2 separate regions of the Homo sapiens genome follow, and region 2 is linked to region 1. The links are chromatin loops, found by intact Hi-C in ENCODE. Cell type or tissue: OCI-LY7. All regions are shown on one strand. Links, peaks and the distances in the headings refer to the core of each region. The heading gives the core; the rest is flanking DNA.

Region 1 (4,400 bases), core at 82-4,081:
GCTTGGTTTTTTGTTGTTGTTGTTTCTTATTTTACCCTGGCTCACACTGGAATCACCCAGAATTTTAAAAAATACTGATGCCAGGGTCTCACCCTAAGAAATTTTGATTCAGTCGGTCTGGGGTATGTCTTGGGCATGGAGAGCTTTTAAATTTCTCCAGGTGATTTTCATGTGCAGCCATGCTTGAAATCTACTGGCTAAAAGCAATGGTTCTCAAATTTAGCATGCCTCAGAATCACCCAGCATGCTGGATAAAACAGATTGCAGGACCCCACCACCAAGTCCTAGGTGCAGATGAGCCCCAGTTCCCATAAGATCTCATGAGATCCCAGGCAATGCTGATGTTCCTGGCCCGATGACCACCCTTTGTGAACCACTGGCTTAAATAATTAGTGCCAACACTTTTCTCTAAGATGATTTTCATTACATTGATCTGGCGCCAAGGAGAGTGCTCTAAGAAGCAGACATCCAATAATGACAACATCCAGTGGAAATAGAGCCTTCCTATCTCTTAGACCTCATGGAACTTCTTGGGTTCTGAGACTATTTATATGTATACAAGAGAAGGGACCAGACTGTGGTAATGGGTGCCTAGGCAAGGGGAATTTGTATCGCTTCTGCTGTGGTTTCTGGCCACAATCCCTCATTTATATGTCCTGGCTACCCCCAGCAGGTACATGGGTGAGGGTTTCAGGATCATGGGGAAGGGCTGGCTCTGGCTCAACCAGGGCTAAAGCTGAAAGCCTCTTTGGATTCTGTGACCTTCTAACTTGGGAACCTGTTGAGCATGAAATGTGTGTATGTGTGTGTGTGTGTGTGTGTGTGTGTGTGTCTATGAAAGTGCAATCTTTTTTAGGTCTTTGGGGCCTAATAAGAGGTCATCTCTATGTCCTGTCCAGATTGGCAAGAGCACAACAAAGCAGTAAAGAGCATTCCCCAGTGGCACAAATCCATCTGTACAGTAGAGGAAGAAGCAGCCATGGTGTGCCCTCACTATGCTCCAGTGCCCTCTCTAAGCAAAATCTGAAAGCAGGTCTGATGGCTTTAAACTTGGGAAATCTTAGAAGACTTCAGACAACTGGGGGCTGGGGAGGCTCCAATGAGGAACTCGTATATTCCCTTGCTACTCTGCCATGCACGGACTCAAAACAATGAATTTCTAAAAGCAAAAGGATATGATTTATAGCTTTGCTTTTTCCCAAGCGGAGGAATGTCATGCAAGTTGCACATACACATGACAAGAACAAGGCTTTTATTAATATTCTTCATACCCAACAATGATAATACACTATAAAACTGTATCTGTGAAATCTCACTTGACCTACTTAGAACTATAAGGGAGATGATTTGGTTGATGCAAATTGTGTCATATGTTTGAGATGAGGAAACAAAGACACAGAGAGTTTACACAATTAACTTAGTGCCTCAGATAGGGCTGAATTTCCCAGTCCCCACTCCATGTTGAAGGATAGAGAAGAGGGACTTCAGGGACTACCTTGAAGGCCACAGCCAGGGAGATGTTCAAAGCCCCTCCTCCATTCCAGCCTAAGAATTCTTCTTCAGTCTGTATGTATTTCATGTTTCTGTTTAATATTTTATTTCAGAGATTTTTGTTGGAACACCTGGAACCCCAAACCCTGCAAACTGCATGTCACTTCTTGAGAGCCCATCTTCCAAAGAACCCCTCTCTATGCTGAAGGTTCTCTTATGCTATAAGAACATAAGATAGTTCTCATGGGGCCCATTCATTTTTAAAAATTGGTTAACCCTACTTCAGTGCACATCAGAATCACCTAGGAAGCTTGTTAAAATCCAGGTTTCTGGGCCTCCTACCCTGAAGAACAAGGAAGGAGGCCATTTATCAGGCTTTTGGAGTACAGCCTGAGAATGTGCATGTTTAACAAATTCCCAGACAGTGCTGCTGTGGGTCTGAGGACCCACCCTTTGAAAACCACTACAATAAGATCACCCAGAAACTCAGATCACCCAGAAATCTTTTAGGTAGTATAAATACCAGCCTCCACTGAGACTAATTAAATCAGACTCTTTACAGGCAAAGTCTGGGCATTAATGTGTTTAAAATGGTCTCCAGGTACAGCCAAGGTTGAGAACTTCTGCAATAAGGGGAACCCTATGTAGAATTATATGATATTCAAACCCCTAGGTCAGGAGTTCTCAAAATGTGGTCCCTTGCCCAGCAGTATCAGCATAACCGTCAGTATCACTTGGGAACTTGTTAGAAAAGCAAATTCAGGCCCCATCCCAGACTTGCAGAATCAGAAACTCTGAGGGTAGGGCCCAGCAATCTGTTTTAACAAACACTAGGTGAATCTGAGACTTGCTGAAGTTGGAGAACTATTACTCTAAGCTTTTGGCTTCCCTGTAAATGAGTCCCTGAAAGTTGGACTCTTATCTAGGGGCAGTGACAGTTGTAGGCCCATAGCAGGCTGGATGCACCAACTGCTCCATCAGAGCAGGGGTGGCTGAAGGACAAGGAAGGAGATCATTTATCAGGCTGTCAGTGAAGTACTATGACACACAGCTAACATCCTTTCCAGGACATCTGGTTTCTCAGCTCTATGAGATAAGGCCTATAAATTACTTTGTAATGGGTTTCACCTCTGAATACTCAGATGCAGGTTCAGCTTCAGGCAAAATTGCTATGTAGGTAAACCAAGCTTGGGTCTTCCACCTTTGCCTTTCCTAGCCCCTTCTCTTTTTCTATCCACAACCAACAATTCTCCAAGGAAGGCTTTGTTCATTGCTATTAAGTTATTTCAGCCCTGGAGGACAGCTCAACGAAGTGGCTGATTGAACTTGAATGTGTCTCCACCTCCTGAGGGTACATTTATTCTAAAAGAAGACAACTAGGCTGAGCCATGCTTAATACAGCAGAATGTGTCTTCAGAGATAGAATATTGAACCCTTGACCTCATTGAAAAACAGACCATATCTTTTAGATAATTACCTGTTTCTTTGGCATCAAGCTCTCTTTAACCCACATTTTATATATGTCTACCCCCTTTTGCCTTCCATTTCCTAAAGATATACAATATGGTAGGTGGCAAAAATGGCCCAAAATGCTTCCCCTTGCATCAAGAGGTGAAGTTTATTGTAGCAGCTCTTAAATCCAGGTTGGCCTGGTGATATGCTTTGGCTTAATGGGACATTAGAAACCTTGATGCTGGAAGAGACTTGAAAAATCCTTGAGCACTGGGGCTTGTTTTCATGCCAAGACTGCCATGTAATTAAGCCCACATGAGCAGCTTAAAAATGAGAAGCCACATAGAGGGGAATCCATGTGATTTAGCTATGAGTGAGACCATCCTAGTTCATCCTACCAGACAATTTGCCAAACGACCACAGATGAACAAGCCCAGCAGAGATCAGCCAACCTGGCCTAGACAGAAGAACCACCTAGCTGACCCCCAGAATTGTGAACTAAATAAATAGTTCCACTCATGTTTGGGTTGTTTGTTACACAGCAAAAGCTAACTGATACACTTGATTCTATTGACAGAGCGAGTCTCTGTCTCAAAAAAATAAATAAAGTTATATTGATTACATCTAAAGATTATCTGAAGAAAGAAATCATCTTGGAAATGTTACCTTCTCTGGGATGCCTTCCCTGAGCATCTGTCTTCCATGTAGCCTTAGCTCCCATGTAGGTTAGGCTGGTGACTGTTCAGATGTTCTACAAAATCAGTGTTTATGTCTGCCTAACACTTGTCTCTATAATTTCCAGTTATGTTTATCTGCCCCCCTCTACTCTCTGACTGAGAAATTTTAAAGGTAGAAACCATGTCTTAATTGTCTTTGTACTTCCAGCCCCTAACTCATTTATTCTATGTTATGTTGAGCTGCACAAATGAAATATTTGACTCAGATGAGCATGGGGAGGGAGGGTAGGGAAAGCAGCCAGCAATGCTTTGCATTAGTCACAAGCTGGAGCCTAGAATCTCCCCTGGAACAATCCACACCCACCAAACTCACAAAATCCAAATAAACTAATGCTTATCTGGCCCAGGACCTTCAGAACACAGAGGTCTTTGTCTTGTGAGAGATGGATTATCTACCTCTTTCATTTCATAAGAGTTTACAGGAAAAAAATGTTTTATTCAAAGATTTCAAAGATACCCATTTTACATTGTTTTTCTCATTTCACCTCCCATGATGAGACAGGAAGGGACTCTGTATGCCTATATGACACATCACAAATCCAGGATTACCAGTTTTACTTCTTTCCCCAAACCCCAGTTTCCCTTGGTCATAGGGAATAGCTGGACATAATAATGATAAAAAATAGTTCACCCTTGCCAGTTGTCACCGGGGGACCTGCATTGTACTCTAACCTGAGTCTCCATCACCTTGCCCGGTCATTACAATGCTCTGGGAATTTA
Region 2 (4,400 bases), core at 109-4,108, 120 kb before region 1:
GAGGGTCTCTCTCTTCCCTCATTTCCCCCTTTTGAGACTCTCACTTTTTCTTAGTGGGAGTTCTCACTCTTATTTTTGCTACTTATTTTTTTTGTTCAATAGATTGATAGTGATTCATATAGTACACTTGTGCTGAAGCATTTTGGTGAACTAAGGTAGCGATGAAGATTTTTTATCATTTAAAGAAGCACAGGTAGCAAACAAGGGAGCAGTAAGCAGGTTTTTATTACTATTATAACTCCTATTATAAGAGTTTTAAGTCCTCTTAGTGCTGGGAACCACCTTCTAAACATGGCTTTAGGGTTGAATCTGTGCTACACTTGTACAGGCACATGTGTCAGTTTTGTCATATTTTTAACTATGTCTTTAACTACTTGCCTTTGATTATCTATGTGTAGACAGTAATTAGTAAGGTTAAATTTCTTATAGACTTCTCTTTTAGCTGCTAGCAAGTACTTGAGAGCTAATCCATTTTGATAGATAGCATTTCTTATCTGAGTTTTTTGCCGGGCCAGAATAGTAAAGGCTTGACCGGTTTTATTAGTGATGATTTCTAAAACAGCTTGCAACCGTATGACTCTGTTGAGCAGGTAAATGGGGGTCCAGTATTCCTATGAGCCATCTTGTGTCTAAGTGGCAGGCCTATAGTATTGTATAATTTTGTTTTTAGTGGGCCATTTATCATCTTTTTAATTACTTATGGCTATGCTTCGTTTTCCGCAGGAAGCATAGACAGGGAATGCCTAGGAGTTCGCCTGTTTTTATGGGCAGTAAAAAGAAAGATGGTTTAATGGTGCCAATAACACAACTACCTGTCCACTGGTCAGGCAGCTTAGCGTAGGCTCTATGTCTACATATCCAGTATAACCTGGTAGGGTCAGGCTAGTCCTGGTGGAATTCTGGGTGGGCCTAGACAGTCTGCAACCTTGGAAATTTACTGAATAGATCTCTTTCTGTGTAATTGGAACTCCACCATGTAACTGTTTTTTGCGGTATCGTTATACAGTTTTTGCTTTAGACAACTAAGTCATCTTACAGAATGAGTGAATTCTTTTCCTGTTTTTGTTGTTGTTGTTGTTGTTGTTTAGCTATGCAATAATTGAGACTTTTAGAACTTAGAAATGATCAGGGTGATTCTTTTGGGCTGAGAATCCATCAGGAACTGGGTCTGTAGGCACTAATTCTCGGGCTTCTTATGGCCATTGATCTCTTATTACAGTTTTTCTACAAACATAACATGAAGTGATATTTAGAGACTGGGTTACATGCCCAGCTAATTGCAAAAAACAAATTTTTAGTCTTTCCTGGAATCTTAGGTACTGGCACATTTAGTTCATCCTAGAAAGTCTGAAATACTGGTTCTGGAGAGCGTCTTTGAACCTCCTTTCTTATTAGGCTGTTTATGCTAGGGTCTAGTCTTTTTCTATCAATGCCTAATGATACATATTGTTTTTTTAATTTTATTTTGGGTCTGAGGGGTTTGTGATGACTAATTCTAAAGGGTTACAGTTCTCACTCGTGCAGGAGGGGCTGACTTTTCTTTTTTGAAGCCTAACAGGATCTTTTTAATCTTCTGTTCAAGTAGCCTAAATGACACAAGACCAGTATTGACACATTTTACATAAATATGATTCTTGACAGACATACTTTTTTTTTTTGCTGTGTAATTTTTTTTCCCTCATCAGAGAACCGCATCTTATTCTATGCTGCTTACTATCAATAGCAGCACAAGCGTCAAATTTTAAGGTTACATTTTTGGGGACCTCTCTTTCTTCTGTTCTAGCTATTACTTTACTTGTGTCACCTAGAAAAGGACTAGTCCTTAATCTTACTTTAAAGACTGTGATCATGGGGGGTTCAGAGGGGTCATAGCACACATCGGGCAGGTCACTTCCTGGATTACATACTTTGTGCTGAGTGTTATTGTACAAACAAGTTCTTTTTGGAGTTCCTAGGCATTTATAATAACTATAAAATAATAGGACTGTAGCAATCTTTTGTCTCACTTCAGTGATTTGATGTATATACTGGGAACAGTTCTCAGTCTGAGGAAGGTCAGTTGAAGTCTTTACTGTACAAGTCTAAATTTTAAGGAAAATGAGTCCTGCAATGAGTTTCTTCATGCTTCGGCCATGTGTGGACCAGTCAGCTTCTGAGTGTGACTGGAGCGGGGCTTGTCGTCTTTTTCAGAGTCACTTTGCAGGGGTGGGTGAAGCTGCTCCTATCCACGTACAGCTCCTAGTCTACTGATGTTTAAGGGTGGTCTTGGAGGTTGGGCCTACTAGAGTAAACTGAGTCTAACACCTCTACACAGTTTATGTTAAACTGGGCTCTCTGATACCAGGAGTAAGGTGGCGGGGTTAGGGTGTTGCAAACTTCAATGGTTATGTAGGGATTTTTACAGAGCAAGATTTGGTATCTAGTTAGTCTAGCATTCATTAGCTAATGGTGTCCTTTGGTATTTATTAAAATCACCACAGCATGGCAGGACTTTATGTTTAGGTTTTGCCTAAGAGTTAGCTTATCTGCTTCTTGTGCTAACAGGGCCGTTGCTACCAGGGCGCTTGGACGTGGGGGCCATTTGGAAACCTCGTCTAGTTGTTTTGAGAGATAGGCCACTGGCCTTGGCCAGGGCCTTACAGTCTGGGTTAAAACTTCAACTGCCATTTTTTCTCTTTCTGACATATAGAGTGTAAAGAGTTTTGTCAGGTCAGGTAGCCTCAGGGCTGGGGCCAACATGAGTTTTTCTTTTTAACTCATGAAAAGCTCGTTGCTGTTGGTTGTAATAGATGTAGTTTATCTAATCTACATTTTTATTGACTGTCATCTACTAAAATATTGACTTAAATCCTGTAACTATTTGATTTCAAGCTTTAAATTGATCTGGTATTCCTTGTGGGGCTCCAATTGCATCTAAATAGATGTGAGAGTTGAAAGACCTATAAGGGGCTTCTCTGGCTTTACGATGTCTTATTTTTTGTTTTTCCTCTGGTTGATGAAATGCCAGGGTGAAAGGGATAGCCAAATGGACTAAAGCACAAGTGCCACTCTAGTTATTCAGCAGAGTGCCCAGTAAAGGTCCACCACAATACCACCACACATCTGCTTGGGGATGAACAACGGCTGACTGATTGATAAGCTCTTGAAAATTCTTAAGCTTACTGCATCCCTTCAGGTCTCCAAGGAATGCTAAGTCTCCTCCTTGCTGTGAGAGACACAAAGTGAACTTAGTGTTGGGAGACAGAAGCTGGATGGACCTCAGGTGCTGATCTGCAGGGACTTTGGGATATAGCAGAGAGAGCTTGGCATGATTTATTACTCCAGGCTGTAGAATCTCAGAAAAGAGCTACCACGCAGCCTACGCCTGGTCGACTGGAGGACCACCTTAGTGGAAGGGGGACAATTAGGGCCTCTGGCCTGCCATGTGCACAATCATAACAATTGCTTTTGTTTAATGTGCAGATGGAATATTTGATCCATTTCAACCAGGCATTTGCATTCTTGGTATGCTGTCTTAATTGCCAAAGTTTGTTTTAAGTCTTTAACTTCTATGATCCTTTAGTAAAATGAATGTTTCCTTTAACACCTATTTTTATTAGTTTTTAGACTAAAGAAAGCTAAATACTATTTTATATTTAATAATGTTTCTTGTATGATTTTTATAGTAGATAAGTTAAATTTTACTTTTATATTAGTGTGTTATTAATGTTAAACTTAATTTTAATAAAACCTTGTAGACATATTTATCTAATTTTTTATGTTTGACCATAAGGTAAGATTTTATAGACTTTTTTTAACTTTTTATAATTTTTGTTAAAGAGCAGGTTGATGCTTTAAGAAAAACCTGTTGCATTTTTACTTTAATGTCCAGTTCACAGAAAAACTGGGTGATATCTTTTTAACTTTAGCTAATATGTTTACACACAGAATTTTCTTTACAATTAACGTTTTAAAACTTGCTTAAATTTTTAAAACAATAATTTTTTTAACTTTTAATGTAGGTAAAAATCCACATTTTTATGTCCCTTTATAATTTTTTTACTAAAGGTATATTTTACTTTTCTTATACACCTTGCACATAAACTGTTTCTTTAATGGTACTCAGGAGGCCTTATTACTTTTAAATTATACAACATTTTTTGCATAAATTTTTTTATAACATTTTTTCTTTCACGACTTTTGCAGACAATTTTTCAACATGTCTTAACTTTTTGACTTATTACATTTTTTTCTTTAAACAACTAGTTAATTTATTTCAGGACAAGAATTTACTATATAACACTCTTTTTACATAAATTTTGCCTCCCCCCCCCGCCCTTCTCTTTTTTAAAGCGAACTTTCTTTATGTCTTTGGACTAGACTGTCTAAGGCCACAAGATTAGAAGTTACTATAATACATG

Evidence for each region. A loop is a pair of places that touch in the nucleus more often than their neighbours do. Peaks named below come from ENCODE experiments on the same cell type or tissue, not always from the same donor. Only the 100,000 strongest peaks of a DNase experiment are listed, where the experiment ranks them.
Region 2: a loop joins it to region 1, with 2.9 times the contacts of the local background. A loop is called at or near these places in 1 of 110 quality-filtered maps.

The regions. Positions count from the first base shown.
Region 1 is chr20:16,102,438-16,106,837 of GRCh38, forward strand. No RefSeq gene overlaps it. Among named protein-coding and RNA genes, the nearest start is that of KIF16B, 470 kb to the right of the region's middle. In OCI-LY7, for the core only: no CTCF peak of the experiment used is centred there; a DNase peak (open chromatin) is centred at 2,514.
Region 2 is chr20:15,980,328-15,984,727 of GRCh38, forward strand. All of the region lies in intron 13 of MACROD2 (mono-ADP ribosylhydrolase 2), which reads left to right. All of the region lies in intron 1 of LOC613266 (a long non-coding RNA gene), which reads right to left. Among named protein-coding and RNA genes, the nearest start is that of KIF16B, 590 kb to the right of the region's middle. RefSeq lists an enhancer at 1-25. In OCI-LY7, for the core only: no CTCF peak of the experiment used is centred there; no DNase peak of the experiment used is centred there.